3 separate regions of the Mus musculus genome follow, and regions 1 and 3 are each linked to region 2. Evidence: chromatin loops called from intact Hi-C (ENCODE). Cell type or tissue: heart. All regions are shown on one strand.

Region 1 (8,000 bases), 75 kb after region 2:
CCAGAGAGGAATCAGGAGGGATCCATGCTCTGGGAGTTGCCCTGAAGGTGTAGGGCCCAATAGGTGACTCTGTCACAGCTCCTAGTAGGGCAAGGGCCCAGCCCACATGGGCAGCCACTAGCTAATGCACAGTGATGTCATAATGCTACAGGAGGGCTCATTTCCAGAACAGAACTTTAGGGACAGCAGAGGGGCATTGTGGACATGAAGCAGCTTTCCTTCCTGAGAAAAGAGGGAAGGAGGACAGAGTTGGGGGAGAGTGGGTGACCAGGAAAGAAAATGTAGGCCTAGGAGAAATGAAAGCTGGAACAGAGAAAGAGAACAGGGAAAGGCACTATCCCAACAGCATGGCCGCTGGTTCTTTCAGCACATGCCTTGAGTACTTTTCCTGCTCTCTTGGTGTCAGCCAGAGAAATCACGGAGCCCCCAGGAACACCAGCACGGAAAGCTAGGACAGAGCCACTAATGGTGTCTGCCTTGAATCTGTAGCCTCAATCCACACATCCTACAAGGTGCTTTGATGATGCCTTCCTTGCAGGAGGAGAATGTGTAAGCTCCTTTAATCCTATAGCAAGAGGCGCATAGCTGTATCTTTAGGGTGGCCCACCTTGCCTCCTAAAACATCTCTGTATCTTCCTCAGGCAGGCTCTGGGCAGACTCTGGGGTCAGAGGTGCACAAGAAACAGGATATTTTTTGGGCATTTGAGTGTCGCGTTTGGCAGGCTTCAACTGCAACACATTGTTGATCTTGGCCCAAACCCTTGTCAGGTGGAGTAAGCCCAAAAGGATGGTACTTTCTTGGTTGAGAAGCAAGTAGCCCTAGAAGAGTTAACAACCCTAGTAGATAAGCTGACTGCATTGGAGACTCCCTCAGTTCTTCCTAGCACCCAAATCCTCCTTTCCCTTCATCCTTTCCTCCCTCTATCTCTGCCTGACTTCTCCTTCCCCACAGCCCTGACCCTACAGAGGATGACAATGTTGACAATAAGCACTGCTTTCCTGAGCCTGCCCATCCACAGTACCCTACTCCAACCCTGTCCCATGCTTGCTCAACTTTCACTCCTGTCTCTTTGGCATCTAACAGCAGCTGAAAGAAAAGCCCATGGGTGTGTGGACTATCACCATACATACCTGTTCTCCCATGGGAGTGCAGACTGTCACTATACCTATTCTCTCATGGGTGCTCAGATTGTCACTATACCTATTCTCCCATGGGAACGTAGACTGTCACTACACCTATTCTCCCACTCCTGTATTCTCACTCTTGGCAGATGACCCAGACTGTGTTTCACAGCACTCACCAGTCAGGAATCCCAGACACTGAGCCTCATGTTAACCTCCCAGAGTTGAGCTCTTCCTTGGTCCCCACTGGCCTTCCTGGCCTAGGCCTTTGTTTATCACCCACTCTCATTGCACCCCCACTTTTCACCCTTTACTCCAAACATGAGAACCTGCCTTTGTTCCTGCTTGCTTCCTCATTTGAACACTACCAACTCATCCTGCAAACCCTGCCTGCCTTAAAAATCACCTCCTCCGTGAGGCCTTCTCTGCTTTTCCCCAGACTTTGACAAAGGTAATCCTACATGCCTCTGTGCAGCCATTTTTTTTTCTAGTGCATCCAGCATATGCACCCCAGTCCCTCCCTCTGATGCTCAAAGGCAGGGTCTGAGTCTCATCCACTGTGGTACCCATGCCTTCAGCACACTGAGTTTTATATACAGATAGCCCTGAACACACATTTGTTAGTAGAAAAGACCTGATTTAGACACGTAAGCCACACAGGATCATGCAGGACCCAAATACATAAGCTGTGGAAAGACATAACCCTGCCTGCAGCCTCTCCTTCACCCTCCCCCTCCCCCTAGAAAGATGAAAATCCAAAATTATATAGAAAATAAAGCAGAACGTGATATCAGGATTTACCAAAGGCTCCTCTGTAACACTTATTTAAATAGCCAGTTCCCCTGGTGGATGTAAAATGAATCTAAATTTGCAAGTGTACACACAGTGTGGGTAGGGCTGTGGCCATGACTGACAGGCAGGCATCTGTGCAGATGAAGGGAGTAAGTAAGGTTTCTGAAGGGCCATTTAAGAGTCCTCAGTCCCTTGAGAGGACCCCATGATGAACAAATCATTGGATAGACAGGATTGGAGTCATCCTACGGTAGATGCCCCAGCAGAACTAACCCACAAAGGCTTTCTGGAGGGCGCAATCTGAGTGAACGTTACAGGGGACAGAGGAAGGTGAGGTGTAGTCTGTCCCAGGCTTGGGGGTTCTGGAGGAAGCAAGGGAGCTTGGAGCATGGAGGCTGGGAGCACGGAGGAAGAAGATATCATCAGTCATCTGCATCTAGACCCTCCTCTGAAGGCCCATTTATCCAGGCTTGAGCTGCCACAGACATGAGAAGTCTCTGGAGATGGCCACTTGGGTCGAGCTCCCCAGACTGTAAGCACATGGAAGCCATAACACAGGCTCAGTTCTCCATAGCCTGTGACTATGTGTAGGCAGGTGCACCTATGACAGAGACTTAAGAGCCATGAGAACAGTAACAACTGAATTATCAATGTCTCCCGCAACTGCTGAGAGAAATGGTCACTACTCAACCCCTGGAGTCTCTAGCCCCTCCTAAAGGGGACAGAAGAAACACCTGTCTGGGTACTGGAATCCCATTTGGAGCTAGGAAATATTCCCCTCCCCCCCATGTAACTGCTTGTCTTAATTATGCAATTAACATGATAAAATATAATTGTGTAATCAAAGCACACAATCAGACGATTGTCATAATTAGAGGGGAAGATGTTCTGAAATGAGTGGGTTTGATGACTTGGGAAAGAAATGAATGTGCTCAGAGAATATGGATGGTCATGGGTTCAGATCTCTCTCACGAACACTGCAAAAGCTACTGGCATCACTGGAGACCAGTGCAATGTCTGAGGGGCAGATAGGATGGGAGAGTCTCCCAGTGCTCCTGCGTGGGCTAACTGAACCTTGGTAATCATAAAATTAGACCTGTTGTCCACCTGCTGGCCTGGGGCCTGCCTTTAATGGGTTAATCCTCAGATCCCATTTTTCACCGGTAGATGATAGGAGTTAGGATCACTTCCCAGCATCTTTCTGAAGCTAAGGTGCGAACCCACAGCATCTGACCTGCAGAGATATTAAATGTGGCATTCAACTCACTACCAGAAATCGGAGTTCCTATTGTCACTCCTGTAACAGTGAGAAAGACCCCACGGTACTTGAAAGCATGCCCACAGTGACTCCCAGTCTGCTCCTACCTGTATAGTCTTCTGCAGGCTGGTCCTAGCTCATAGGGGAAGATGGGGTGAGCAGGCAAGTTAGTGACAGCTGAGGGGCTCCAGAGTGCAGGAAACTCAGGGTTGCCTCCTCTCTCGTTCTGTATGAAGGCTTATCAGGGAAATAAGTTATGATCTCTGTCCACCTGACCACCACCACCACCACCACCACCACCACCGGAGCGCAATGAAGTGTTGTTATTTTACCTGAGTGATGTCAGCTCAGCCTTGAAGGGGATGCCAAGGATGAGGGAGGAGGTGGAAGTCAAGGCAAGACCTAGAAACAGCCAGAAGCAAGAAGGAAGAGGACAGGTATAAAAAGCCTGCAGAGGAAATATTTAGCCAGGGGAGACCCAGGGAATGGGCTAGGGAGGGGCACCAGGGAAGGGGATAAAAAGAGGAGAGGGGAAGAGAGATGAGAGAGATGCAGGGGCAGGCAGAAGCAGTTCACGTGAAGTACAAAGCACGCAGGCGGGCTGCTCTTCTGAGAACGCCATCCTCTTCCCCTCTCCTCCAAGTGGAAAACGTTCATGATTGTCAGAGAAAGTGGGGTCCACCTGGGAAGCTATTTATCCCAGGGTAGAGCTGAGAGTGTACTTCTTTCACTCCAGGCACTTCCTGCCTCCTCCAGCTCAGGGAACCTTAGCACTCAGAAGCTCCACCCACGTGTAAGGCCCAGGAGAGCCCAGTGCTACTAAGTCCTCCAAGACCCACCCTCAGACCTACCCTGCGCTGTCCTCTGTAGCTGTCTAGCTGTCACTAGGAGAGGTTCCTTGAGGCTGCTCTGCACTCCAGCCTAGGTCTGTATTAGGACAGGCAGCTCTTCAGGGGACTCTGTGAGCAAGGGGACTATGGCAGATCTTATGAGAGAGACTACAGGAGCCCAGAGGGGCACAGATGGGAGAGATCAGGGAAAAGCCAAACTTCTGGTGGCAATGAGCAGCTTGGTGTCTGTCCAGACCTCCATTCTCACACCTAACCACCTTAGTCCTGCCCCATGCTGCTGTCCCAGAGCCCCAGAGAAGTCAGAGGCCTGCCTGCAACCTGCTGGTGCAGCCCAGAAGCCTGGTCGCAGAGCCCAACACAACTCCTACCTTGTGACATCTGGCTGTGGCCACTAGATGTCACTGGTGACCTCCCTGGCCAGCCCTGGTGGCCATGACCAACCATGCTGTTGTGAAGTCTTGGCACACAGGACTGGACCTCGGGTACAGAGCTTTATCCTGACATGAACCCCACCTCTCACAGACTGTCCAGCCCTTGTCAGTCACGGCTGGGGTATAGACACAAGGGCCCACACTGAATAGGGTTCTGGGCCAGGAAGAAGAGGTCAGCCAGGCACATATTTTGAGGGAACACATAAGTCTGACTCTTCAGGACCTAAATTATCGCCAGGGAAAGGAAGCTGCTACTAACAGCAGAGGGTGTAGGGTGTGCAAATCAGATGACTTTTTTGAAAGAGGCCTCGGAAAGAGCTGAAGAAGTCAAAGAGGCAACAAGAACATCCCGGCTGAGAGCCCAACCTGGACAAGGCCGTGTTGAAGAGTGTGGAACCTGAATGGCTGAAATGAATGCTTCCCTACCTCCAAGGTGACTCTTCATGTGAAGATTATGTCATCAGCCACAGTGGCAGGAATTCTCTGCCCTGAAGCTTTGTGGATGAAATGTGATAAAGTAAACTCAAGAGTAAAGAAGATGCCCATAGAACTAACGGGGTGCCCACCCCTCTCCACCCCCCCCCCAACATCCAGATCCAGGATCATAGATTGAGCAACTGCGGGCTTGAGCTCATCTCTAGAATTTGCAGTTGGTTTAGATAAGAGCAACTCATTAAGGTCTGACAGTGGGTCGGTGGCCAGGGAATAGATAGCCTGGCTAAACCCAGGCTGAGTTCCCAAGCTCGCTGGCTACCTGGTAGGATGGCTGCTGTCCATCAGATGTCAGGCTCAGCTGGGATGGGAACATCTACAGTCGTAACCTTGGGGTTAGCAAGCTGAGTGGGAGAGGCAGACAAGGCAACCCTGAGTTGCTTCCCTGCTGGTTTATACCCAGGTGAGAAGGCTGAGTGTCTCTCCAGGCCAGATGCCTCTGGGTCTGGACTGAGTTTGTGTGATGAACATGGGGTTTCCAGACCTGAGACCCCACTCCCTACTTCCTGCTGGGTCAAGGCTAGGTTCTTGGCTTGACCGGGAGCCAGTAGCTCATGAATGATAGAAATCCCAGGGTCTGGATGCTCCAGGTGACAGAATCTCCTGATCTGTCCCAAACCATTATGTATCCTCCCACTTGACACCCTCTCCCAATCTCCCTGCAAGGGCAGCAGGAGTGAACACAACATTCAGGGCTACAACTAGGGGGCCATTTCTGATAACGGTGCTAAGAGTGCTGAGTTCTCTCAGCAATAAAGAGAGCCAACCTTCATCCATGAAGATGCTGAGTTAGCAAGGAACGGGGAGATAGATGAGATAACTCGACAACACCGAACCTTGAGAAGCAGATGAGTGGAGAAGTCTTAGTAGGATATAGGCAGGAATACTGGATAAACAGTCCCTGCCCTTTTATACAGAGGGATGCACACAATGGGTAAAGAGCATTTAATGTGTGCTCATTGCGTGCTCTGATTATATGAAGAGGTGATGGGGTGGTCCTACTGTAACCAAGACTGGGACCCTGAATTATACTGTCACAGGTTGTTAGAGAAAAGGGGAGAGCTAAAAGAGTAAGAGACTGGGGCCCAGGAAGGTGCCCTGCTAATTGTCAGCCTAGTGGGGAAGGGTTTCCATAACCAGGACCCCTGGAGAGAATGCCAACAGGAGAGAAGCTGGCCCTAAGCCCAAAGAAGTGAGTCAGGACGGCCATAGGGAGTCACATGTGAAGAGTGGTCCCTAAGGCCCCAGCCAAGTTTCTGGGCCCCAGATGAAAAGTGAACCATTCGTTCCCCCTGGAGGGGAGTAGTCAGTCACCCTGTAAAAGTTTATTTTTATACATGTCTGATCTATTTCACATCCGCTCAGATATTTTGACACATATACAGGAAATGTAACTCTCCCCCCATATGGCAGTGTTTGGTTGACCAGACCTGAGGAAACTCAATAGCGTCGCAGAGGAGCAGAGGAGAACAGCAGCTTCGGAGAAGAATGCCAGAGGCCTGAGGCCCTGTGACCACCTCGGGCCAGGAGACCAGGAAGAGGGATCACGGGGAGGTCAATGTGGGAATCCTCCTGTCTGAGAACAGAGCTAAGGACCCCAGGTTCCTGAGAGTGGTTATGGTTGCTGCTTCCTTGAATGGATGGACAGAGGATGGAGTGAGTCTCCCAGCAGGCAGCGAGAACCAGCGGAGAAATGAGGTGTGTGATAGACCAGGCAGGTCTCAGAGACCAAAGTCACTGTGTGCCCTCTGACACCAGCTAATTGAGCTGAATAGTGTCTCTCACACTAAGAGTCAGGAAGATGGACAGAAACAGGGCAATCGCTAGCTTGATGCCTGTCTTCAGAGCAGCAGTGAGTGGCAGCTGCTTCCCTCATTCCTATACACAGGCACCTGTGAGCCGAGTCGTGAACTGATGTTTCAACGGGCCCTTAAATGTGTTAGCACATAGTGCTGTGGAAGAGCGAAGAACAGCACCTTCCTTCTTCCACGTGAGTCAGGGAGGGACTCTTTTCCCAGTTCCCACGGGCTGAGGCCACTCCTGCCAGAGAGAAAAAGATGGCATGGCTCACTGTTGTAAGAGGGGAGAGAATAACTCGTTGACCTTGAGGCTTCTGCTGTAGGTTTAAATTCACAAATATCACATTCCTGTTGGGTGCTATAGGAAGGCAGCCTGACAGTCTCTTACTCATAAGTTGTGATGGAGCTGACCCTCCCAGGAGTGCCTCAGTGCTGGCATTTGATGCTGAGAATGGGTAGGGGCCATGAAATGGTATCTCCCGTGAAGCATCGGCTCACAGTGCAGTCTGTGCACTTCCCACTCTGTCCTGTGAGCTCTGCCCATGTCTTGGGTCTCCTTCCCTGTGGCTGTGGATGCCACTGACCTGGATTCATCTCATTGCCTTGGTCAGCAACACTGCCCCTCCTGGGTGGGGATGGGGGTTACAGGCTGGTTCAGGATCTCAAGGTATGGAGTCCCTGCCTGAAGTGAAATGTGACTGCCAGAAGTTCCTAGGTCCTCCCTTCCTGCCCTTCCCTCTGGAAGTCAGTATGTCAGTGGATGAAGGCTGCACTTGGCTTCATCACCTCCTGCACCCCCCCCCCCACCTCCCGTAAATCCTGGCGACACAACAGGAAGGCCCTTTAACTAGCACATAAAAGTGCTTTGGGCTTTCAAAGGCCCCTGCTCTGTGTTTACAGGGGGCCCAAGATTTTTATGGGCCATTTCCAGTCCTCCTTCCCTGACCCACTGATGCATCTCTGGGGCGGGGATAGTCACAACCCAAGCCACGTGACCATTGGGCACAGAAGGAAGAAGAGGCCTTTCCAGCCTGGAAGACAGTGAGGACCAAGTAGGCTGAGCATCCACTCATCCTACGGCCTGGGCAGCCTTCCCAGGAAGGGTCTTGGAAGGATCCCAGAAAACATCTCTGTAGTGGTAGTAGAGGTTCCAATGTGAGAAGCATTTCAGGCCATGTCACAGGGTGGCCAAACAGTCAAGCTGTCACTACTGCAACTTAACAGAACTTGGGCATCATTCTACCCCTCAAAGCCC
Region 2 (8,000 bases):
AGATGAGGCAGTGCAGGTGGGATAGTGCAGGTGAGACAGTGCAGGTGGGATAGTGCAGGTGGGATAGTGCAGGTGAGACAGTGCAGGTGGGATAGTGCAGGTGGGATAGTGCAGGTGAGATAGTGCAGGTGAGGCAGTGCAGGTGGGATAGTGCAGTGTGAGACAGTGCAGGTGGGATAGTGCAGGTGAGACAGTGCAGGTGAGGCAGTGCAGGTGGGATAGTGCAGATGAGGCAGTGCAGGTGCGATAGTGCAGGTGAGACAGTGCAGGTGGGATAGTGCAGGTGGGATAGTGCAGGTGAGACAGTGCAGGTGGGATAGTGCAGGTGGGATAGTGCAGGTGGGATAGTGTAAGTGAGGCAGTACAGGTGGGATAGTGCAGGTAGGGTAGAACAAGTGGTTCTGAGAAAATCCAGAGTCAAAGGCCTTTAAAGATCTTTGTATTTATTCTATGAAAGCACTTGATCTGGGAGACACTAAAGGGATGAAGAAGGAAGGCCACTATTAGATGTGCATTCACAAAAGTAACTGGTGTATGTAGCTAGGAAGCTCTAGGAAACACCTTCTGGAAGTCCAAGTGGGATGTGATAGTGGCTTTGTCTGTCGCTAGATGGTGCTGAGGGAGAAATGGGGACCTTAAAGATGGACTGGAGATGGGTATGCTCAGCCATGCCTGTGGCTGGTTTGGAGATGGGTCTCAGGGAAGAAGAGATCCACAGGGTTGGGCAGAACAGGTTTTGACAGCAGTTACAGAGACACTGAGTTTTAATGTGCTGGAAGATGTCCAGTAGGGAGCTGGGCAGATACTGCAGCTTTACTGCCGAGAGCACAGCTGGAGAAAGCGGTTGTGACTAGCATGTGTCCCTCCCTGTAGGATAGTGGCAGACACTGAGAAGAGGCCCCACAGATCCTGAGGCCAAATTTATCTCTAGGGTTTCATGCAGAGAAGAGGAAGTCAACTTGAAGGGAGCAGAAGAGGCACAAGGCACGCGTGGGGTGGGGGTGGGGGTGGGGACCCAGGGCCAGGACATTGTAAAGGGAAGGTCTGCATCCCAGTGGAAGATCCCAGAGAGGAAGTCAGCAGCCGGGAGGTAACAGGTGGGTTTAGCTCTTCAGAGGCCCTGGAGCCAGGGGGAGGAAAGGGAGGCAGCATAGGGAAAGAAATAGAACCACAAATACAAACTAGTTCTTAGAGAAGCAGCCTTGGAAGGCAGTAGAGAGAATATTAATCAGGGGAGGAAAAAATCTATGAAATCAGGCATGGCTTGATGGTCGGACTAAAAAAAACTAGTGGGAGGCAGGGATGTAGGAATGGAAAGTGGAGCTGTCCTCCACAAGAGCCCTTTGAACTACTTGTTAGAAATGGAAGAGGAAGAAAGACAGGAAAGGTGCAAGCAGGTTTTGTCTGTCGTGTGAGGGGTCCTTGACTTGATAGCCCTGCTTTCCCTGAAAAGCAAGAAGCAAGCGAGGGTGCTGAAGGGTAGATGCTACACCAGTGGTCACGGAGGAGCCTGGGAGACAAAGGGTCCCGGAAACAGGGAAAAGAGATCCTGTGCTGCTGTGTGCCACCCTGTGTGCAAAGGTAAGGTATGCTGTTTGCTGTTGTTTGTCTCCCAAGAAAGGGTCTCACTGTGTGTGTGTGTGTGTGTGTGTGTGTGTGTGTGTGTGTGTGTGTGTGTGTATGTGTGTGTGTGTGTGTGTGTGTGTGCATGTGTATGCTCACACATGTGTATATGCCTGTGTTTATACAAATATACAGAATGAGAGGAGAAACTCAGGGCCTCCATCCCTAACACTGAGGTCTGGCTTTTGATGTAGAATGAAATTTGTTTGTTTGTTTGTTTGTTTGATTAGAAACCCAGGCCCAGGGTTTTTTTGTTTTTTTTTTTAACTTTGGTGTCAAACTGGGTTTAGACTTAGGGGTTTTTACTTCTAATTTTATTTTAAGATAATAATACAGTGTTATGAGACACAGTAGTGTTAACATCCCCAGCAAGGTCCAGGGCTTCACCCTGTAACAAACACTTTAGGGTCTCAGCAACACAATAGGAATCTCCACACCAATTGAATCAATAAAGACTGTAAATAGCCTCACATCTGTGCTGGTATTTTCCCTCCAAATGAGTTTCTATAGAACTCAAAGTGGAAAGAAGCAGCTTAAAAAAAGACATTAGTAAATAGGGGCCTGTAGTAGGACTACTAAAAAAGGAGAGGTTAGAGAAAAGGAGAAGAAAATAGCCAGTCACTTCTAAACCCCTCTCTCTCCCCTCACCCCTTTGGGTGACAAATTTTCAGTGATTCTCCAAAAGGCTCCAGAAATGAGTTGAGTTACATATACTTTGAAGGCATGCTGGACTTCACTGGCGTTTTCTGGTGTCATGATTTCATGTTTGAGACTCAAGCATGAGACTTTCTTAGGATTCTCATTATTCCCAGAAGCTGAAGCAGGAATGTGGCTTTATGTCTAGCCCAATCACTGTTTTGAGTCAAATTTCTTAAATAAAAGCAGCTATTCCAGGGAAGACAACCCAGTTCCAAACTGATGAGTAAGACTGATCTAAAAGCTTGAGGGACACTGCAAGGGACAGGGAAGGACTGAAGGGCATGTAATGATTTTTGTTAGAAACAATTGTTTCTTTGTTAAGATCAAAGCTGTCATTATTCTTTTTAAACATGACCTATAGAGAAGGGTAGCATAGCAAATCCCTACTCTAGTCATTAGAATCCCAGTCTCAGAAACTATCCATATGAGACCAATCTCATTCTTGTAAATCCAACGCCCCCCCCCCCACCATCCTCACCCAATTCCCTCCAGCCCTAGATAATTTTGAAGGAGGCTGATAGCTCCGAATTGAGTTTGAGGCCCCATAAAATCATGTAATGCTTTAGCTTGCTCTTGGAGAGGAGATGGCCCTGTGTGACACCCTTGCTTCTAGTCCATAGCTTAAATGGGACACTTTGCTGTTGGAGATGAACAGGTACCCAAAGCTAATCTAGAGGTGATTTTAAAGGAGACTCTTGTCATGGGATGACACTATGTGACTTCAGGAAGTGTCACTATCTAGACAGGTCATACCAATTATCTAAACACTGGGATAAGAAGAGAGGTGGGAAGGGATTTTCTACTCTGGAGGGAAGCCCATTCCCTCCCAGGTGCCCAGTGTGATATAGCATTGGCTTTCTGCTGTTTCTTTGGCACAGCTGTTAAGTCACTTCCTGCCAAGGGAACAAGATGTTTTGCAGCATAGAAGATGCTTTCTGAATGCATAAGCAGCCGCCGAGCACCGCCCGAGTGGTGAGTGACAGCAGCTCACACGTGACAGCAGCACACACTCTTGCTTCTCAGTACCTGCCATTTCTCTAGCGCCTGCCACGGCAGAGCCAGACTGAGCCACAAGACACCAGATGGCACTGGAGTGCAGAGTTCCCACCGCCTAAGAATAGTGTCACCTTCACAAGGGACAGAGACAATAATAGCTTGTGCTTGCTATGTGTTCTCCACTTGTCGGGAGCAGTCCTATGAGCTCTGCCGACAGCCCTGGGCAGGGAAATCGCTGTGCACCCCATCTTGAAGCTATGAAAATAAATCTCAAGAAATGAGGGGCCTTCCCAGTGGAAGCTGGGTGATGAGCTGGCCGCAGGTCACAAGGCTGGCCATCTTCTTGATGGGAGAGGTCTTTGCTCAAATAGGCGTCAAGAAGTCCCACAACCAGACTCTTTTCTTGAGTTCTTGGGACTTTCACGAATGCCTCTGCTTTTCTCCAGAAGTTAATATACACTCTTGATCCTTTAGGCTCCTTTTCTTTACCCCTCAATCCCAGAAGTCCAGTTTCCTTCCTCAGACATATGTAACCATGATATTGGCTTCTGGAGAATTCTCCCAGCAACAATTATACAGATTACAGCACACTGAAATACATATCTCAAGTTACAACACATACAGACACATGTGTGCGTATATTTCTCCCACACCTCATGGAGCTCTTCCTACTCTGGGAGCACACCACCCTGCTCTTAGTTGCCATACTTCCTCAGTGTGCTTCCTGGGATCCCACAGAGTCCCAGAGTGCCTAGCAAACTGCGCTGCTCTGTCTCCTCACAGCCTCACCCCACACTTAATTCATCTCTTTGGAAGCAGTAATAATAAAAACACTTACCCTGAGGGGCCTTAAGTAAGTTGATTCGTGTAAGGAGTGTAACACAACTGCTTAAGTGCCTCACCAGCGTCAGAGGCTATGTGCTTTCACAATAGTAGTGTGCAACAGGCTGTACTGTCAGATTGCTGAGAGCTAGGGGTGGTCCACTAGCTACCAAGGTCCTGTCCACTTCTGAGTCCTATTTACCAGATGGCTTTTAGGGCCATGCCTGTCCATTGTTCCCAAATGGACAATGACTTCACACTCACACTTCCTTAGCTCTCCAGTGTTCCTTCCTTTTTTCATTCCCCAGATAACCACTTGGTTTCCTACCTTGCTGAGAAAGATAACTCTACCAGAAGAAGACTCCACCATTAGAACCTCTCCCTCCCGACAGCTTCTCCGTGACAGCATGCTGCCAGGGGCTGCTCTCTCTTGTTGATGTGGAAACTTTGAATCAAGCTAACACCAGCTCTTCCCCCGCCAAGGACACTGGGCCTCTCCCTGATGCCATCTGGATCGTTTTAAAGTGCACAGTTCAACGATTTTTAGCACACCAGTCATGCAGTCTGTACCACTATTAATGTAGAGCCTCTCCCTTCCCCTCAACAAAAGCACGTTTCTATTAACAGTTGTTCCTCATCTCTCCCCTCAAGTCCAGCCCTACATGACTGCTAGATACTGTCTCTATGAGTTTCCTTGCTCTGGCTTCTCATATGCTTGGAATTGCATAGTATGTAGTAGTCTCTTATGTCTTGCTTCTTCCACTTTGCTTAATGTTTTCCAGGGTCTTCCATATTGTAGCATTTATCATGAATTACTTTATTCTTGTGTGTGTGTGTTATATACATGATCATAGGGAATGATGATATATTTCTGTATGTACATGGGTGGAAGTCACAGGTTAGCCTTGAATCTCTTCCTTGCTCTCCACCATTTATTTGTTTGTTTTTGATACAGGGTATCTAACTGGTTAACTAAGTCATTGAACACTGGTAGCCTAGACTAGAACCTAAACTGACTGAGCACCAGGTCCCAAGGATCTTCTCATGTTTCCGTCCACAGAGTTGGCGTTGCAAGTACATGCCACCATGCCTGGCTCTTCTATGTAGGTTTTAGGGGTCACATTTGGGTCCTCAGGCTTGCATAGCATGCCTATTATTGACTGTGCCATTATCACAGCTCGGGTACCTCATCCCCTCCTAGAGATGGATAGCATTCCATTTTATACACAAGCCCCGCTTTCTATGTCCACTCCTCAGCTGATTGGCATCTTGGTTGTTTCTACTTCAGGTCTACTATAAACCACTCTGCTATGAAGCTTTATGTTCAAACTTCCTGTGAAATCACATTTTGAGTTTTCTTAAGATCTCAGGTAGAATTGCTGCTTCATATATGGAGACACCAGGCTGTTTTTTAAAGCTCTTTTCAATTCTAGCCTGCCAGTGTTTGATGGATTGTTCTAATCATTATATAAATTCTGCAGTAATATCCTTGACCTGGGCCCTCTCCACTTACTACTGCATTTCTCTCTCTCTCTCTCTCTCTCTCTCTCTCTCTCTCTCTCTCTCTCTCTCTCTCTCTCTCTCTCTGTGTGTGTGTGTGTGTGTGTGTGTGTGTGTGTGTCTCTGTGTGTCTTGTTTGTTTGCTTCCTTTTATAGTGAAACTACCAAATATAAATGCTGTCACCTACTTGTCTCTGACTCCTTACCTCACTTTCTTTCGTTCTATTACTATTAGAGTTGGTCCCCCAAATTCTACCAAAGCATCTCCCATGAAGGCCACCGATGCCGCTTCTGTTGCCAGCTGATTGGTCTTTATCATGTGAACATTCCATCTTTATTCAGACATTCTCTCCACTCTGCCTAGGGGCAGGAGGATGTGTGCTTCTTCCTCCTTCTCTGCCTCCCTCACCTGTTCTTTTTCCTTCAAGCTATAAACATGGAGGCTCCAGAGCTGGGTCCCTTCTGACAGCCCTCACCCTCCAGGTGACACAAGCCAAGCCACAGCTTTCAATTCCATTACCCAGGAACCCCAAATTTGTTCCTTCACCTCTTTCTTCCAGATTCATAGAGCAAACTGCCACTCAGCATCTCCACCTGCTTATCTGACATTTTAAAACTGCCACATCCAAAACAATTCTCTGAGTGTTCCCCTTAGATTCCGCTTCTCCCACCATCCTTCCCATCTCTGTAAATGTCATCGTCATCCTTCTGGTTGCTCAGGCAAAAGACCTTGGAGTTCCTCTTGGCTCCTCCCACATGTCCTATCCAAACAACAGCAAACCCTCCTGAGTCTGCTCTCTAAGTGTTTCTTCAACTCAACCAATTCACTCCTCCATCATCTCTTGGCTGGCAGTTGCCTCTCACCCAGTGACCCTCACAAGCAAGCCTCCCTGTTCTACTCTTGAACTCTCTATGGCAGCCTTCAAAGAGGCTCCAGGTGACCATATTATCCCATCCTTCTGCCCAGAACCTCCACTGGCCATAGTTCCTACAGAGACAAAAATGCCTCATGCCCCCCTAGACCCTCTCTCCCTTCCATTCTAGCACACCTAGGTTTTGGAAGATGGCCCAGCCTGAAGTTCCTTTCATTCATTGTCTCTCTGTCTAGAACAGAAGGTGTGATCTCCACATCTGCATGTAGCTAAGGAGAAAGGGACTCCTTAGAGTGACTATTCAAATGTTCTTTCTCCATGAGGCCTTCCTTGACTACTATGTATAAAATTACAACTCTTCTCTTAGATACCCCAGTTCCTTTGTTCTCTGCTCTATCCCCCCCCCCCAACCCTCACCCCTCAGCCACAGCAGTCAGTCTCAGTGCTGGATCTTAGCTTATATCACCCATTATGAAGGCTGAGAAATCTGTCTGCTGTACTCATGACTGAATCTCAGTCTTAGAACAGCGTTTGGCATCCAGTGAGCCATTGTCGGATGAATGCAAAGACAAATGATAGGCATTTGGAGCATGTCAATCTCTTGCTACTAAAATAAATGCCATAGCAACCAATACTGAGCACTGACCAGTTTGTTTATATATGATTACATTTGTAGAAAAAAAATACCTACAAGTGAAATTACGGGGCCAAAAATATGAATATTTATAATTCTGACTCTGAGAGTTTATGTGTTCAGAGAACTCCCTAATTCACCATTATATGTTGGGCAAATTACATAAGAATTACAGGGCTCTCTATGGTGACATAAGTTTGCAATCAGATGAAAAAATGATAAGGGAAAGCTGTCTGGGAATTTCAAGCAATTCAGTAGCCATTAACACCAATTACTATTCCATCAGAGGCACTAGTGAATCATCCCAGCATCCTGGTCGCACAGCAGGCGTCAGATCCACTGGCTTTCTGCTTGTGGGCCTGGACAAAAAGGATAGGTCCTGTATCCTGGATGATTTCTGATGTTGGAAGAAGTCAGGGAAGGAGGGAGGACCTCTCACATCATCCAGCACTGTCTGAAAGGAGTCTGAGATGCCATGGCCAGAATTACCTTGGACTCTGCTCAGGATGACAAATGGCATGATCTCTTGGGATGTTACTGACATTGAAGCCTATATTAACATAACAGTGCCCATATCCTGGGCACCTCTGGACATTTACCTGGTACTCTATGGTATCAAGAACTTTAAATGGACACAGAGATTCTCATATCATGGCCCCAGAGGCCCATGTTTTACCTTATGTGTCGAAAACAGTTACCTCTCCACAGTGGTTCTCATCCTGCACTGACTGCTAAATGGCTGGTGCTGACTGTGGCGTCATCTTCTCCGCACAGTAATGGAGGTATCCATAAATAGAAACCTCACTCCAGGCAAACAGTAGCACAGGCTGCCTCGGTGCCCTTGATAGAGCAGA
Region 3 (8,000 bases), 96 kb after region 2:
GTTTGCTTGATCCCTGCTTGCTTCGGCTCAAAGATTTATTTATTATTATAAATAAGTAGCTATCTTCAGACAGCACCAGAAGAGGGCATCAGATCTCATTACAGATGGTTGTGAGCCACCATGTGGTTGCTGGGATTTGAACTCAGGACCTTCAGAAGAGCAGTCAGTGCTCTTAACCACTGAGCCATCTCCCCAGCCCAAAAATTACTCTTATTCTAGGATGAATGCTTTTCAAAATCATCATAGCCAATGAACCAGAACCTTACCCTCACCTAATGTCTGTGCTACCCTCCAAGCAGAACCATTGTTCAATGAAACAGTTGATGAATGACTTCATGGATAGGCCATCTTAATACACACACCATTTCTTAATGAATGTAACCTGTTCCCTGCAGGCTGAGAATGACAGCAATCACTCAAGTTGAATAGCTTTGACCATAGCAGGAAATCTGTATCCAAAAATCATGCCTACAATTCATTCCTTGGTGCAACAGAACTATCAACTCTTAGCTTAACTACTATGAAGATAAAATCCTTTGGTGATGTGAGGGACATTGAAGTACAACCTTATTACAATAAACTCCAATGTCCAAAAACTATTCTTATTTTGTGTTTGTACCACAGTAAGAGCCAAGATTTTTAAGCTCTACTAAAAAAAAAAAAAAAAAAAGACTTTTTCTATTTATGTTCATTAAAAAAAAATAATGCTGATATATTATTTTAAAAAACATACAGTTAATATATTTAGAGTTATTTGAAATTTATATTGAGAAAAACGTATGTATTTTCAGTATTGCTGTAGACAAACATCTACATAAGACTGTTCAATTGATTGTTGTTTTATATCAAACAACTTTTATAATACCCATTTTTATTGTTACAATATTTTATAAATTTTAAAGAATATGATAAAAAACGAAAGGTATTGCAGGTTTTAAAGGGGGGCTCTCCAGGAAGAGTTGGGGTACAAAAGGGAAAGAAGAATGTGATTTAAGTCTATTTACACAAAATATGTTTTTAAATGTTAACAAATTCAGATAAATTGAAATTATGTATCATTCCTCATCATAATGCAATAAAACTGAAATCAAAGAAAAAAATAAAATAATAAGAAAGCAAACCTGAGGCTCAAAGTTCTGTAGAGGCAGCCTTAGCCACAGCACAGTGGCACTACTGCCTTGTCATCCTGTTTATTTTTGTAGCTGCTCTGTTTTACTACTCATATTCCATTTATAGTAAGGATGTGAAATTTCCTCCCAAAGATATTTTCATGTATTTGCATGTGTATGTGTGTGTACAGTAGGTTAAAGGAAGATGTTAGTAACACACGCACATTCTGGTGTAACCACATCCACAGAGGTTCTACTCAAGCGATTAACGTCTGGAAAACATGACCCTAAAGATACAGAAAGAAAATATAGCCCTGGAAACATCCTTGTGCACACAGGGGGCTCATCACCTGTCCTTGACCACAGGTGGACAATGCCCATTTTAGATGCCAATTAGCCCCTAGTGGGAGTTCACCAAAGGGGAAAATTCCTTGTTTATTTCTTATCACCTCAAGTCCACAAATTCAAAAGCTTACGGATTGATGCAAATTTGAGAGAGATCCGCTCTACATCAGTAGAGATTGCACTGGGCCCTAGGAGTAAAAGTGGCACCTGACCACTCTAGAGGACAATGTCTTCAGACATCACATGCCTCCACAACTGGAATGGGTTTTGGTGTGACATTGGCTCAGGCAGCGCTTGGCCAAAGTGAGACCCCAAGCAAACTCTGAGATCTACGCGGTCCACCCAGCACTGCCAATCAGTCAGATGAGCACACAAGTGTGGGAACGTCAGACCCTGATGAACAGAAATCCAAAGGACCATCGAAGAAGGTAATCAGATATGAGTCATGCTGACCCTCTTGGGACCTCATAGAAGCCCCCACATCCCTTCTTTGGAGACCTTTGGCCCAGTGATGTTATCCCAAAACTAGGAAGTGTGGGTTCTGGGCTCTCAGTACCTCCAGCTGCAGCCAGGCTAAGGAAGGCACAGCTGTATTGCCTGAGGCTGTGTCTCTTAAGAAGGAGAAACATCCGGCCAGTTCCACCCAGAATGTCAGTCAAAGACCTGGGGAGGGGTCAGCCAGCTTGCCATTCTGCCCAGTGAGCTCTGTATCTTAGGAGCAAGCACTAGGACCTTCTTAAGCCAAGATAAGGAGCTGCCTGTCTCCTGAGGGCTGTGGCCTCTGCTCCCCCACCACCACACCCCGCCAAAGCTGCTGGCCCACAATCTGGGGGAGGCATGGGGCCTCTCAGGGTGTGACCCAGGATGTGGGGACCTGCAGGCTCCTCAGAGAGATATGCAGAGGTGAAAGGGCAAACCTGTTTCTAGTCTTCTTATCAGGAATAGCTGAGTGAAAGGGAAGTGGACAGCCCTGGAGGTCAGGCTGTGGGATCATGACTGGGGGGTCATGGCTGGGGCAGGGCTCGGCCCAGAGGACCTTGGAGGAGACCCTGCTTGGCAGAGAAGGGTAACATGAGGGCCAGGGAGGGAAGGTCCTGGAGGGACAGCCTGAACTCAAGGAGAAAAACCTTGACAAACCATCTCAGTTTATTCAGACTCAGAGAGACTTCCCAGACCAGGACTCTCAGGTTCAAAAATGGGATGGTGGATCACCTGAGGCCCAGCCTAGGTAAGGGACTACAGGACTAACCTGCTTCCCCTCATTTGATTGCCTTTTTTACTTCTGTTCTGCTCTCCCATTGTGTGCGTTCCACAGTTTTAGTGCAATGCCTACTGTGTGCCAGGCCCACTGCCAGACACTTGGAGTCTCCAGGTAAAGGACAAACACAGCCTTGGCTGTTCCTGAACTTGGAGATGACACAACTCTTCAATGCCCAGGTGGGATCTTTACTCCTCCCCCTACCCCTGTGGGGCCTTCCTCCCTGTGAGGGCTATGTCTTACACAGTGTGCCAGCTCATTGTGGGTACCTAGCACAAGGACCTGTACAGGAAAGTGCTTGATACTTGTCTTGGCCATGGGCCCTAGGCAGGCAAGAGGAGGGTGGTACCTCATTAAACTGTCAGTATTCCCTACCTCTTACTCTCCTCCCCACACTCACAAGCACACAGGCACATTTATCCTTCAAGTGGCAATCTCCTCACCTTAGAAGAGTGGAGTTAATACATCCTCAAGCAGGCATCCACTCTCAAGCTGGGGAGCAGGGAGGGACACAGGCACCAGCTTTGGTCAAGGGAAAGGTAGCATTTGGGATAGGTGGGTTGTGGGGAGATAGGAAATGGTTTGGCTTCTCCTAACTGAGAGATCTGGACCTTGGGCTCCAGCATCCTGCTCTCTCAAGAGCCCAAGCTGCAGAGAGCCCAAGTGTACATGCCAGGTGTACATGAGGGCCTTTTGGAAAGACAGAGGCCGGCCTAGGATCCTGCTCCTGAGGAAGCCAGTGGGACTGTGAGAGGCTAGGTATCTATAGACTAGCAAAACTAATTAATGGTGGGATAAGGATAGGAAGAGGCTGGGGACTGCTTACAATATGCCTCTGCCCACCTAAGACGAGGAGATTTGCATCACCGAAGCCACCAGTGGACTGACCATAAGCTTCACACAAGAAGGAGCTCCAGTATCCCCTGTTGGTACAGTCCATGGGAAGTGCTGAGAAGAGGCTCTAAGCCAGTGATTCCTTCCTAATGCTGCGACCCTTCAATGCAGTTCCTCCAGATGTGCTGACCCCCAACCATAAAATTACTGTTGTTGCTACTTCATAACTGTAATGTTGCTACTGTTATGAACTGTAATGGAAATATATGTTTTCAGATGGTCTTTGGGGGTTGCCACCCACAGGTCAAGAATCACTGCTCTAGGTAAATTCTGCAAACACAGTGACCAAAGCCAAAGCATGAAGGGGAGCCCCGCACTTATGTTCTGCCCCCTGGTGGCAGTTTTTTATATTGCAACCCATGGTATTTAAGAGGAGCAGGAGTGTGAGACTTCTGAATTCAGTCGCCTCATCTTTGGGGCCTGATCTTCAAGTATCACTAGGATGGGGCCCCTGAATATTCTAGAAACAGCTGAAACCCAGCCATTCCCAGCTAACCGGGGACTGGAAGCAAGCAGGACGTGAGAAGCTGAGCCATAGAACCTGGCAGAATGGTCTATCCACAGACCAAAGAGTCAGGGAAGAGGAGCAGGGACAGGAAAGGGTCTTTGTTTTGTTTTGTCTCAGATGTGTTTCTTTTATGTGTATGATTGTTTTGCATGCTCCAGTGTCTGTGCAACACATATATGTCTGGTGACTGCAAGGCCTAGAGGGTGTGGGATACCCTTAGGAGTGGAGTTACAGGTAGTTGTGAGACACCATACGGGTTCTGGGGATCAAACCCAGGCCCTCTGCAAGAGCAAGGAGCACTCTTAACCATGGAGACATTCTCTAGCTTCAGCGCTGGATTCTGTTTTGTTTGTTTGTTTTGTTTTGTTTTTGTTTTTGTTTTTTGGGTTTTTTTTTTTTTTTTTTTTTGAAGTTCAAGCATCCAGAACTGGGTTAGAGCTTAATCATAAGCTTTGGTCTCTGATACATTTCACACTTGCATTTAGTTAACTAGTCCCTCAGCTATTTTTCACAACAGCCAAACTCCTATGAACTAGGGAAATCCTGTCCTCATCTGTAAGCCAAGCCTCCCTGATTTCTGCCAGCCTTCTCCCAAAGGAAGCTTCGGTGGAAGTACACAAAGTGGGGTGGGTGTGGCTGAGACAGAGGTAGAATTGCCTGCTTGTCCTCTCTCTGCCCACGCTGCCTCAGATAGCTTCTAGAATTTGCGTTCTATGCCTACAGTGTTCAAACAGCATGGATCTGTCTTCCCTGTTCCCATACCCCAGTGTACAGCACATGTCTGGTCTAGGCTGTGATGTTCACAAAGGCTGGGTGAAACTTAATAGGTGAGAGGGACGTGTTCCAGCGCTGCCAGATCCCTGTGGGGACTAAGATGCACAATGCCTCTCTGCCTCAAAATATCCCCCATGTTGACAGTGCTAATGCCCGTGCCTAAAGTTCCCCTATCATTGCAGAGTCTGGCCCTGAATGTCCCCCTGGTCCCAGAACAAATGCTACATCCCAATGAAGCTCTCCCAGATGCTGCGTTTGAACATCCATCCGTTTTATGACACCTCTCCCCAACATTCTTCACACTCACTCAGCCTTGCTCACATTCCCTGCCTCATTTCCCCAAGAGCTAAGGTCCTGCCGGCATCAAGAGCTGGAGGCTGACTGGCTTTGCCAAGCTTCTTAGTACTTTCACAGTGCCCTTCAGTAAACGCTGGAGAAGGAAGAAAAGGTCTCTGGATGCTCCCCGAAGATGCTAGGTCTACAGAAGGGCCCGTTCATGTGCCCCAGGAGTGACACCTGGAACCAATTTGACCTCCTATGACATTAAGTTGATCGGATCCAGGACTGTCACCAAGCAGAGAGCACGGAGGGGATTCAGGATAGGTCACTTTGGTTGGAATAGGGGTCTCTCAGGCCCACTGGTGCCAAAGCCACAAGCAGAGGATGTGAGACCTGCCAGTAAGCTTTAGCTTAGGAAGAAGGGCCAGAGAATTACTAAAGGAGGTCTGTCTGTGTGGCTCTGAGTCTGCCTCCCAGAGCCTGTTCACCCTGTTTCAAGGGCCTGGCAGCCTGGGACAAAGGGGACTGCTTCCCTTTCCGCCCCCCACCCCACCCCCAGAACATCTGGGACTACATCAGACATTCAGATCTGGTAGAGAAAATTGTTATGGAAATATGTAACCGTGAGCCATTATCAAAGGAAAGTCTTTAAAGTCCCTTTCAAGCCCCAGCCCCGGCAGAGGGGACTGGAAATTGGAAAACTGGGAGCCGATTAAGGGACCATCAAAGTGGCCGAAATTCAATCCAATCTGCAGGTTCTAAGGATGACTAGCAGACCCTGTCCCAGCCCAGAAGACTGCAAATCTACTGTTTAAAAACCAAATGAACCGGCATCATCAGATCCGGGTATAAAGCAGACTGTGCCCACAAAGTCTTCCCTGGACTTCCCTTACATCGGGAAACCCGAGAAGCTCGGGCCCTTGGGGGAGGCTGTCTGTCCCTGGGGAGGCGCCCAGCTTCCAAGGCTTCGGTCTTCTCCCCACCCCACTATATCCCTAGTTTGAGCAAGGGCCTTTTGTCTCCTCAAGTCTCCTGAGGTCTTTCTTCTGCATTTGTGCCTTCTCTTTTTCTTCTCTATTTTTCCATCCCCATTCCTTTTTCCTTTCAGAATCGCTGTGTGTGACTCTCCATTCCTTCAGTGCGCCTCTCTCTCTCTCTCTTTCTCTCTCTCTCTCTCTCTCTCTCTCTCTCTCTCTCTCTCTCTCTCTCTCTCCCCCACCCCCCATAACCTTTTCTCCTTAGCCTTGCTTTTTTTTTTTTTGGTCCCCTTTTCTACTCATGAATTTCCTATAACTTCTGGCTAGAGATTAAAGGCTTTGAGATGGTTTATTTACTGCTGTGAGTCCATGGTAATTTCTACAGTTGTCCAAAAACAAATGACCCTCCCTGGGTGCGTTAGCGACCCTTCTCCTAATGCATGAAGAACTGTCCAGTGCCACAAGCTTACTGTGTGAGCACACAGGCACACACAAAACACATGTGGTTTCACCTATAAGCAAGCTCTGCAGGCATGGAATTTTATGTCGGGAGGGGTGGAATGCTACAGTGCATAAAACCGATACAGGCAAAGGAGTTCAGGATTTATAATTCTTTTTTATATGAGGCGAGAGTAAGAGACTATAATTTTACTACTAATAAAACTCTCTGTTTATTCCTAAAATAAGTTTCTCTCCATTCGCGATTCTCCTCACCTTAGCCTTGAAGACTCCCTTAGATCTTCGGTTCAGAGTTTTTGTTTTTAAAAGGAGCCTAGTTTCCTCATGACCACTCGCACCTCCATTTTGTCATCCACCTTAGGGAATTTTCAAAAGAGTTTCCTAAAGACAAAAGGGAAAGTGGGGGAAAGCGTGCGCGCGCGCACACACACACACACACACACACACACACACACACATACACGGAATGTTTATCGAAGAGTGCAATTAAGATAGAAAGGGAAAAACCAAAAGCGCACGTACAGCAGCCTGGGCCCCCAAAGTCCCCGGAAAGCCCTGGAGCCCACATCGCCAGCACGAACAACAGACGGGACTGAGCGCTTCGCTGCGGGCTATTTGGAACCTCGCTGCCGCCTGTGACCAGAATGAGTGACTGCAGAGACCCTGTGCGGACAACCGCCCCTCGAGGGTCCTTCCAATCGACCGATCGATCATAGTTAGTGGAGGACTCTCGCTCGCCGCGCTCCCGGTTCGCGCGTTTCAACCTCCTCGCCGCCTCTGTTTCGGACCGGCCGGGATGTCACCCTGCGGCGGTCCCCAGTTCCCAAGCACCGCTCCCTGTGACAATCGCGTGCGTCCTAGCCGGACTCCGGCCTCACGTCGCTGCGGCCCTCATTCGAGCCCTCGGCCCCGGCTGGAGAGAAGAGCGCGCCCCGCGGCCAGCAGCGGGCAGGACTTAGTGAGCGCCTCGAACCCCCTGGAGATCTCAGAGGAAGCTAAGCGCCTGTTTCCTTTGATCTGATTTTATAGAGGCTTGAAGTTGACATTAAACTTCGAATGCTTTTTATCTATCTCAATTTTTCTCTTATTCCCATTTTGGAGGTGAACTGTGCCCGGTGCGGATCAACCCCTGTTGGCCCGCTAGGATGCTAGGGAGGAGACAGCGCAATCCGGCCTTCCCGCAGTGCTGCGCGGGAGCGGCTCTAGGAGCAGCCCCTTCACCATATCCACACATAGCTCCACTTTCCCCACATACCCCTCCTTTCCCATATGCGCCCCGCTGCCTCCCCTCAAAATAATAACTGACTCTTAGAGGCTCAAGGTTGGGGCGCAGCGGAGATACTTGGACACCAGGAGGTTCCCCAAATGCTATGAGCTGCCTCTGCAACCTTCACTCT

What was found. A loop is a pair of places that touch in the nucleus more often than their neighbours do. Peaks named below come from ENCODE experiments on the same cell type or tissue, not always from the same donor. Only the 100,000 strongest peaks of a DNase experiment are listed, where the experiment ranks them.
Region 1: it touches region 2 in a loop (2.5-fold over the local background); 3 of 42 quality-filtered maps call a loop at or near these places.
Region 3: it touches region 2 in a loop (12-fold over the local background); 5 of 42 quality-filtered maps call a loop at or near these places.

Annotation. Positions count from the first base shown.
Region 1 is chr3:107,554,948-107,562,947 of GRCm38, forward strand. It overlaps Ubl4b (ubiquitin-like 4B), which reads right to left and starts at 126. Exons shown (of 1, transcript NM_026261.2): 1 at 1-126. In heart, a CTCF peak has its summit at 4,419 (motif pointing right); a DNase peak (open chromatin) is centred at 4,484; H3K27ac peaks cover 1,278 bases; H3K27me3 peaks cover 4,501 bases.
Region 2 is chr3:107,480,127-107,488,126 of GRCm38, forward strand. The region is part of intron 6 of Slc6a17 (solute carrier family 6 (neurotransmitter transporter), member 17); the gene reads right to left. Among named protein-coding and RNA genes, the nearest start is that of Kcnc4, 25 kb to the left of the region's middle. In heart, a CTCF peak has its summit at 3,397 (motif pointing right); a DNase peak (open chromatin) is centred at 3,395; H3K27ac peaks cover 300 bases; H3K27me3 peaks cover 420 bases.
Region 3 is chr3:107,575,733-107,583,732 of GRCm38, forward strand. No RefSeq gene overlaps it. Among named protein-coding and RNA genes, the nearest start is that of Alx3, 15 kb to the right of the region's middle. In heart, a CTCF peak has its summit at 3,949 (motif pointing left); no DNase peak of the experiment used is centred here; H3K4me3 peaks cover 1,176 bases; H3K27ac peaks cover 877 bases; H3K27me3 peaks cover 3,763 bases.